Regions from separate parts of the Homo sapiens genome. Here region 1 is linked to region 2. Evidence: read pairs that join two places in POLR2A ChIA-PET (ENCODE). Cell type or tissue: PC-3. All regions are shown on one strand. Each heading gives the region's core, and the rest is flanking DNA. Links, peaks and the distances in the headings are about the cores only. Region 1 overlaps RAD51B (RAD51 paralog B). Region 2 overlaps RAD51B (RAD51 paralog B).

The links. Peaks named below come from ENCODE experiments on the same cell type or tissue, not always from the same donor. Only the 100,000 strongest peaks of a DNase experiment are listed, where the experiment ranks them.
Region 1: POLR2A ChIA-PET joins it to region 2 with 6 read pairs; 1 of 35 experiments calls an interaction of 5 or more read pairs at or near these places.

The regions. Positions count from the first base shown.
Region 1 is chr14:68,158,718-68,163,112 of GRCh38, reverse strand. All of the region lies in intron 7 of RAD51B (RAD51 paralog B), which reads right to left. The region is part of intron 2 of LOC105370546 (a long non-coding RNA gene); the gene reads left to right. Among named protein-coding and RNA genes, the nearest start is that of RAD51B, 340 kb to the right of the region's middle. In PC-3, for the core only: no CTCF peak of the experiment used is centred there; no DNase peak of the experiment used is centred there; H3K27ac peaks cover 410 bases.
Region 2 is chr14:68,359,566-68,363,960 of GRCh38, reverse strand. The region is part of intron 8 of RAD51B (RAD51 paralog B); the gene reads right to left. Among named protein-coding and RNA genes, the nearest start is that of RAD51B-AS1, 320 kb to the left of the region's middle. In PC-3, for the core only: a CTCF peak has its summit at 331 (motif pointing right); a DNase peak (open chromatin) is centred at 2,570; H3K27ac peaks cover 962 bases.

The sequences.
Region 1 (4,395 bases), core at 233-4,232, 200 kb after region 2:
ACTACAGAAGCACAGCTTTCCCTGGATTCATTCAGATATGCACAATTCAGAAACGACTTGCAAGTCTCAAGGAGTCAGACAGTATAAACTATTTTCATGTCATTTAACAAGAAGGTTGATTTCTCTGAAGTGTCAAACCCAATAACTGCAGCTATAATACATTTAACGCATTCTTCTGCTTTCATTATTCTTTCACAAAGCACATGCTTACAGGAAGAAAATTTCTGTATGCTTTTTAGTACATTAAATCCCTTATTATCATCCAAAGTTTTAGAAATGCTTTGGCTCAGTTTTGTTTGTTTGTTTGTTTTGTTTTGTTTTGTTTTTTGAGACGGATTCTCGCTCTGTCATCCAGGCTGGAGTGCAGTGGCACAATCTTGGCTCACTGCAACCTCTGCCTCCTGGGTTCACACCATTCTCCTGCCTCAGCCTCCCGAGTAGCTGGGACTACAGGCGCCCGCCACCACACCCGGCTAATTTTTTGTATTTTTAGTCAAGACGGGGTTTCACCGTGTTAGCTAGGATGGTCTCGATCTCCTGACCTCATGATTCGCCTGCCTCCGCCTCCCAAAGTGCTAGTATTACTGGCGTGAGCCACTACGCCCGGCAGCTCGGATTTTAAAAAATAATTATTTCCCCTGGTATAGAAACTTCTATATGAAATATTAAAAGGCTTTTGAGATAAACTTATATATTTCCTTTAAAAGCATTCAGTATTCAATTTAAAATATCCCTAGATTTCTATTTTAAGAAAAAAATTATAGGACTTATTTTAGAATGAAAAATTATGTCTGGGAAGTTAGCTTAAACTTGCATAAAACAAATATTTTAAAAAGGAATTTACGTTCTATTGCAATTTACTCACTAACCAAGATAATTCAATATTCTAAAGTTAGCTTCTATGGAAATTAAAGGAAGTTTCCCTGAATTAAGAGACAACTTAATTATACCTACATGTATGAATTATTTCAATCCTGCTCTCTATTACTTATTTCTCTCAAAACTGATGTTAATAGTAACAGCCGAGAAATTGAACCTAAAAAGCAGGGTTTCTTAACCTTACCACTACTGACATTTTAGGCTGGGTAATTCTTTGTTGTGAGGAATTGTTCTGTGCACTACAGGAGGTATAGGCATCCTAGCCTCTATACAGTAGCACCACACTCACCTCTGTGCACAGTTGTGACAATAAAAAAATGTCTCCAGAAATTACCAAATTTCCTCTGGGGGCAAAATCCCTCCTTTTTGAAGAATACTGCTGTAAAGTGATGGCAACCATCATGGTTTCACATTAAGGAGAAGGAGGAAGAAGCATGATGTTCTAGGGATACAAGGTGTGGAGAAAAGAGATGGGCTTTAGATTTAGGCAGATTTGGGTCAAAGTTAAGATCCTATCACTCATTAGCTATGCAGCCTCGTGAAAATTCACTTAATTAATCCTCAACTTCCTCATAAATGAAGTGAGAATAGTAACATTTTAGTTGACATTTGTCTTTCCCTGTCCAGAATCCCTTTTGGGGGGAAAAGACTTAAAAAGTCGTCTCTTCCTTTAGAGGAAACAGATCTCTTCTACTCTCAATCCAGTCCCTGACCCAGGGTTGAACACATGAACCAGGTTCAGCCAGTGATTTAATTGCATTCGCCAGGCCTTAATGCCTAGTGCAGGGATGTGCATGTGACCTATGCTGGGCCAATTATACTCAATTCTGAGACTCTGGCTCAAGCAATCAGGAAAGATTCATTCCCTTTCTACTAAGGTTGCTAAGCTAGTAGAGTATACACCTGGTGCTACTACACAGGAAAAACCTGAATAATAATAAAGCCAACCCAGTAGAAAACACGAGAGAGAAAGCCCTGACAAAATGATGTGTAATACCTGAAGTCAGATCTACTCCTTAGATTTTTCAATTGTGTTAGCTAGTGAATTCTCTTTTAACTTAAGTCAGTGTGAGTTGGTTTTAGCCTATAAAGTGCCTATCTCAAACAGGTGTTGAGAGGACCAAGTAAAATGAAAATAATAGGCCTATAAAGAGCTTCCTTCCCTTGAGTCCCAATTTATAGAAATCAAAACAAACACAACGATATAAGAGCCTAAAACACAATACTGTGAAGGATCAAACAAAAGAACTCACGTCTTGGCTTTGAGCTCTTTTCAATAAACTGCTAGACATTCCAAGAGAGTTTCAATTCATGGAGCCAAAAATGACTATGTAATTACCATGCAATGTTACCAACAATCAAGCCAATGAAAAGCACTTGCAGATTCTGGTTTGTTTGCCACCATTGTTTGTAAGTGGCCAATAGTATGGGTTTGCTTATAAAGGTTCCATAGGTTGATTTTATTTTATTGCCAGAAGGCTGAAAAAGGGATTTAGTAGATTAAAGCAAAAATAATAGGATTGGGACTAGGGTGAATCAAGCAAGGCACCCACTTCAAATGCAAAATTTTAGGAGCTACTAAAAAACTCAGTAGTCAAGATATAATATTTAATGCAATATTTTAAAAAATCAAAATTAATCCCACAAATCCATAGTGAAGAAAATATCAGAATTTTAAATAAAGACAGGATCAGTGTCATTGGTCTTTCATTTTGCCTCAGGCTCCAATATGACTTGGCAGGGCATTGCAAAACAGAGTAAGATTTCTAAGTTGTAAGAAGCAGAGACATATTTGGTGTTCACAAATAGCATCAAAGACCTGACTGCACTTGAGTGGCAACCTATTAAGAACTCTGAATTGAAAGCTAGGGAACTCAGGTTCAAGTTCCAGCTCTGCCATACTAAGGTATGTAACACTGAGCAAATTACCTGGCCTTTCTAATTTTAGGTTCTGGCATAAATAAATGGAAAGATCTATACCAGATGATTATTAAGATCTTTCTTAGCTCTAAAGTTATATGATTCCTTTGTAAAATGGATTTCTTTTGATGTCTAAAAACAAATCACAGTGAGTATGTTACATTTCCCAGCATTTGCGTCATCTGGGAGCTCATGAAATAGCAAGCTTTAACCATGAAGTCTGTCAGTGAAAATAACCCAGGTTGAGGGTGATTTTTTTTTTTAATAATAGGAGTGTTCTCACATGTTTCAAATGCCGTTTGATTGTAAGTTCCTACAATGGGGAAGTCGGCAGTTTTCTGTTGTGGGTATAGGGTAGCAGGTTGATCTGTGTCTCTAAAAATTGAAATAATTCACATGGCTACCCAATGACAAGCCCATTGAAGCATAAAGTAATTGGGTTAATAAGTGACTGCTTATAATTCCCAAAAATAGGAAAATGAAAATCTAAAATTGACAACAAAGCACATGACAAACATCTGGAACGGGAGTAAGAAAAAAGTGTAATATATTAACGCTAAAGAAATGGCATAATATGTTAAAAGTAGTAAATGGTTAGAAAGCATTGGAAATAGAATGTAAAAACTGAGTATGAAAAACTAAAATGTCTGTGTTCAGGGTCCAAGCATATACTTTGTCTTTTTTTTTTTTTTTTGAGATGGAGTTTTGCTCTGTCACCCAGGCTGGAGCACAGTGGTGCGATCTCAGCTCACTGCAACCTCCACCTCCCAGGTTCAAGTGATTCTTCTGCCTCAGCCTCCCGAGTAGCTGGGATTACAGGCACACGCCATCGTGGCTGGCTAATTTTTGTATTTTTAGTAGAGACAGGGTTTCACCATGTTGGTCAGGCTTGTCTCGAACTCCTGACCTCATGATCCGCCCACCGCAGCCTCCCAAAGTGCTGGGATTACAGGCGTGAGCCACCGTGACCAGCCTCAATAGCATTTTTAAAAGAACCTTGCAAATGAAAATGAGCTATTTTTTTAATCAATTTTTTAAATTTTAACTTTTTAATACAAAATTTCAAAGACAAGGTAGACATGATAGTATTCATGATAACCCCCCTAAACAGACACACCCATTACCAGCTTTAATAATTGTCAACTCATGGCTGATGTTATTACATCTACACCCCCATCAATTTCCCCTATTCTCATAAAGGGCTACTCATTTTAAGCCCCAAAACAAACCTTTTGGGAGCATTAGTTTCCCTGTTTATACAATGAAGGCAATTATATTAACCTTCTCACCTACAATAAAAGTTGCAAAAAAAAAATAACCAAATCTTTGAGGCTCTTCTAACACTTACTTTGGTGTCTGCTTGTAAGAAATAAAAAGATAGAAAACAGAATCAACTTTTGTTTAAATAAGTCTTTCTTCTAGGCAGTTCAAAGTGCTTTGGGAGAATTTATCTTTCATTCTCCCAGCACCTCTATGTGGCCAATGAAAGTATTATTATTCACCTTCAGCAGATATAGAAATTAAAGGAAAAGGAAATTATTCAGGCCGGATCAAATGAAGAATCGACAGGAGAGGCAAAAATAAATCCAGGTTTTC
Region 2 (4,395 bases), core at 127-4,126:
AGCCAGAAGCGGCCTTCCCACCACACAACTTCCTCCTGTGGACGCTAACACTGACCGATGTGGCCCCTTCTCTGCAATCTCTGTGCAATGGAGCGGCTGATACGACTTCCAGCCTACACGGGAGCACACAGAAGCACAGTGGTTGAGGGTAGACTCTGAGTCTCACTAAGTGGGCAACTCCACCTTCACTGCACCCACACACGCGTGTGCACACACACTCCCACTCCCCGCCGGGAGAAAGACTGTGTTACAGCATCGCATGTATGCATTTTACCTTCAGAGATGATACCGGCCCAACCCTCCTCCTTGAGCCACAGAGCTATGTTAACCACAAGGTGGCAAACAAAAACAGGGAAGAAGGACACAGAGTGGGCGCCGCCGCAGGAGAGCCCTGCACACTCCAATGAGGAGGCCCCTGCACACTCCAATGAGGAGGCCCCCTTCACTCAGAGCCTGCACACCTGGAGATGAGCCTGTCTCCATACTGGCGGACACTGAGAATACACAAAAACACTGAAAATAAAACATGATATATTAACAGATATATCATACAGTTTATCTGTAAAATTCCTTTTATATATGCATATATTTTCTATGGAAATGGGTATGCATCACTTTATTGTTTAATCACCTATGTTAATTCACCAAACCATTACTTTATGCACAGTACAAATTTCTGAAAATACCAGAGTTTCAAAAATTCTGTTTATCGATAGAATTTGTTTTGGCTTCTATAAAACAAGGAGACATGGTACTTTGCAGTCTCAGGGGTAAGCAAAGCGGTATGAAAAACTATCTTGTACCCAAAATCTTTCCTCATGAAAGTCTCAACTGTGGCAATGTAGGTTTTTTTGCACCAAGTTTGCAATTGGGAAGTACTGCGATTTGAAAGTAGCTGGGTTCAGTGCACAAAGGCTCCGCCTATTTTCAGTTGTTTACCAGGAACACAAATGTCTCTAGGTTGCCCTCTCTCCTCCCAGTGGTGCCCAGGACTGTGCAAGAACCCCAGAGGCATTTGCCTTTCACAAACACACTCATTCAAACTAGAGATAAAAGTGAGAAGGAGCTAACAACATTTCTGTTCGTTTCTTTTTTTTTTTAATTTTTTTTTTGAGACGGAATCTCACTCTGTCACCCAGGCTGGAGTGCAGCGGCACAATCTCAGCTCACTGCAACCTCTGCCTCCTGGGTTCAAGCAATTCTCTTGCCTCAGCCTCCTGAGTAGCTGGGACTACAGGCGCCCACCACCATGCCCGGCTAATTTTTTGTATTTTTAGTAGAGACGGGGTTTCACCCTGTTAGCCAGGATGGTCTCGATCTCCTGATCTCGTGATCCGCCCACCTTGGCCTCCCAAAGTGTTGGGATTACAGGTGTGAGCCACTGCGCCCGGCCTCTGTTATGTTTCTTTCAGGTCTGGTGCTTACTCTTTTTCAGAGCAGTGATGGTTATGAAAGAACGTAGGTTCTAGAACCAGAAACTTGATCCCAAGCTCCCCAACTTCGCCTCTCTGTCCTCACCTTCTTATCTGTAAAATGGGGCTAACACTTACATCATCAGATTGCTATGAAAATTAGTTAATAATGAATTAATATATGAAAAATCCTTACAAAAATGGCTTGATGCATAGTAATAAATATTAGTTGCTGTAATAATTAACATATTTTTCTTGGCTTACTCTCTTTTAGGAATTTTAGTACCCCAGTCAAGGATTAACAAAAATAATGACAAGAGCTAACATTTATATTTTTTTGAGAGCTCACAATGTGTTAGGCACTAGAGGTCCTTTATATGTATTATATGTATTTAATTCTCACAACAATCCCATGAGGGAAGTTTGTAGGTATCTTCTTATAACCTTTAATAGATACACTGCATTAGTTTGAACTGTATGCTGTGGCCGATATTCAGCCACCTTAGATCTACAGAAGCAGTGACTTCTTAAGTTTAGCCTAATTTCTTTGGGGCGACTATAAAGACTTCAAGGGGCCAGGTGCAGTGGTTCATGCCTGTAATCCTAGCACTTTGGGAGGCTGAGGTGGGAGGATCGCTTGAGGTCAGGAGTTTGAGACCAGCCTGGCTAACATGGTAAAACCCTATCTCTACTAAAAATACAAAAATTAGCTGAATGTGGTGGCAGGTGCCTGTAATCCCAGCTACTCGGGAGGCTGAGGCAGAAGAATCTCTCGAACCTGGGACATGGAGGTTGCAGTGAGCTGAGATCGTGCCGCCATACTCCAGCCTGGGTGACAGAGTGAGACCCTGTCTCAAAAACAAACAGACAAACAAAAGACTTCAAGGGAACAAGGACCAGGTCAAGGGAATAAGATACATGAAACAAGCACCAGGAGACTCTCCCCTTTCTCCATCCTTACCCCCCATAGCTAAAACATAATGAGAGGATATGACTCAGGAAGAAAACAGTAGACATGATGATATTGGGTGTAGAAGAAGAGAAACTAAAGCTCTAGGGAGCAAAGTTAAGTGGCCAAGTGTAAAAGCAGTGGCTCTTGAAATTCCTGGCAAGAGTTCCCCAGCCTCAGAAAACAATTTCAAGGCCGCTCATTCACTCAGTAGGTACTTATTGAGCATCTAATCAGAGTCCTTGAAACAGGGTGGAAATGAGTAAGACCTGGCTTCTAACTTTGGTCCAACCATTTGTTAGCTCTATGACCCTGGGTGAGTTGCTTAACTTGTAAGTGCCAGGGCGCAGAAAACAGTATCCCAAACTATGGTGCTTTGGCAGGCTGAGTACTCTGAACTAAAGGATATTGGGTAGCCTCAGAGCTGCCTCAGAAGCAAAGTCTTTCTCTGACCTTCTCCTGCCCTCCTTGTCTCCCATCTCCCCTAAAGGGAATCACAGAAACCAGAATTCCTCTTCCTCAAGACAGGTCATAGAATCTAGAACCCCTCTCTCCCAAAGCAATCCATAAAACCTAGAAAGGTCATTCTCTCCCTTCTCCCTAAAACCCTTCATTTCAGAGGGGTCCTACCCCCTACCTGGAGGAAGGAATGCTATAGGGAGGCCAAGAAGAATCTGAACAGACAGGCCTTGCTCTGTCTACCCCCTCAGTCTGTCATCATTAGATCAGACCCTTTTTTGTCCAATCACATTTCTACACAGCTGCCCATTCTTCCTCAGACCAAAGCATAGAAACAGACCATCTTCCCTGGGCCTTTGGGTCTACATTTCTGAAGACTCCCTTGTCATGTAAAACTTTGATGAAATACATTTGTTATGCTTTTATCATCAACCTGTCTTTTGTTAAAGGGGTGTCAGCTGTGACCCTCATGATGAGTGAGGAAAGGTATCACATCTTTCCACCCCACCTAAGTCCCAATTTCCTCATCTCTAAAAAGGAGACAATATCATATACGATGTAGAGTTGTTGGGAGGATTAGAGATGAGTATGAAAAAGACCTAGTACATGGCACATGCCCAGTAAGAGTCATTACTGCTGCTGCTGGTAACACGAAGACTACTGCTGCCACTACTGCCACAGGCATTGTGCTAGCCACCTAAGGTTGGGCCCTGATGTCATGGATGTCAGCCAATGAAAGGAAGAATTACAGAAATAACGATGATAAGATGTGCCTAGCAAGGAAGCTCAGTGCACTTAGGGTAGCCTTTTATGGCCAGGAGGACTTCAGCCAGGGAAGGGTGGGGAGAAGGCATTCCAGGAGAGGGAGCGGCATCTGCAAAGGCACAGAAGCTGCAGAGGCACGTGGTGGGCTCTGAGCTGGGAAGCAGCTCAGTCTAGGAGTACATCTGGGGAAGAGGGAGTGAAGAGGAACAAGAGAAGGCCCGGAAGAGTGGCTAGGCCACAGAATGGAGAACATGGTCTCCCCGCCTCTACCAGGAGTTCAGAAACAAATAAGACTAGACATAGTTTTAGGAGATTCTTCTTTTAACTGCCAAATATAACATTTTGATTATTTTAAGTGTTTGTTGTTCAAGACTTAAGGAGCCCAGCCCAGGCTGACAAGGCCGTTTCCCTGCACCCTGCAAACACTGAGAAAGGTTAAAAGCAAACAAGTGGAAAGTACCCAGACCAAAGGCAAAGTAGACAAATTTTTTTTCCTTTCTTTCTCCTTCTTTCAGTAAACGAAAAGACTAGTCTCTAAAGTCTCTATTTCAAACAAAAAGGACAGACAGTTCTGGCTTCTAAATCCTGGCAAAGAACCACCACCACTCTTTTTAGAGAGAGAAAAAACACTGCCCCCCTACAACACACAACTTTCAGCAACGTTTTTGCCAGCAGCATTCCAAATGATTCCTTTGAGGTAGCCAAGAGGAGCCCTCAAAAGGTGAAAGAACTCACAGCTCTGCCTGGCTTCTGAGAGAGGTAACGGCCATAGGAACTGTGGGCCCTGCTTAATGGCTGCTGATCTGGTCT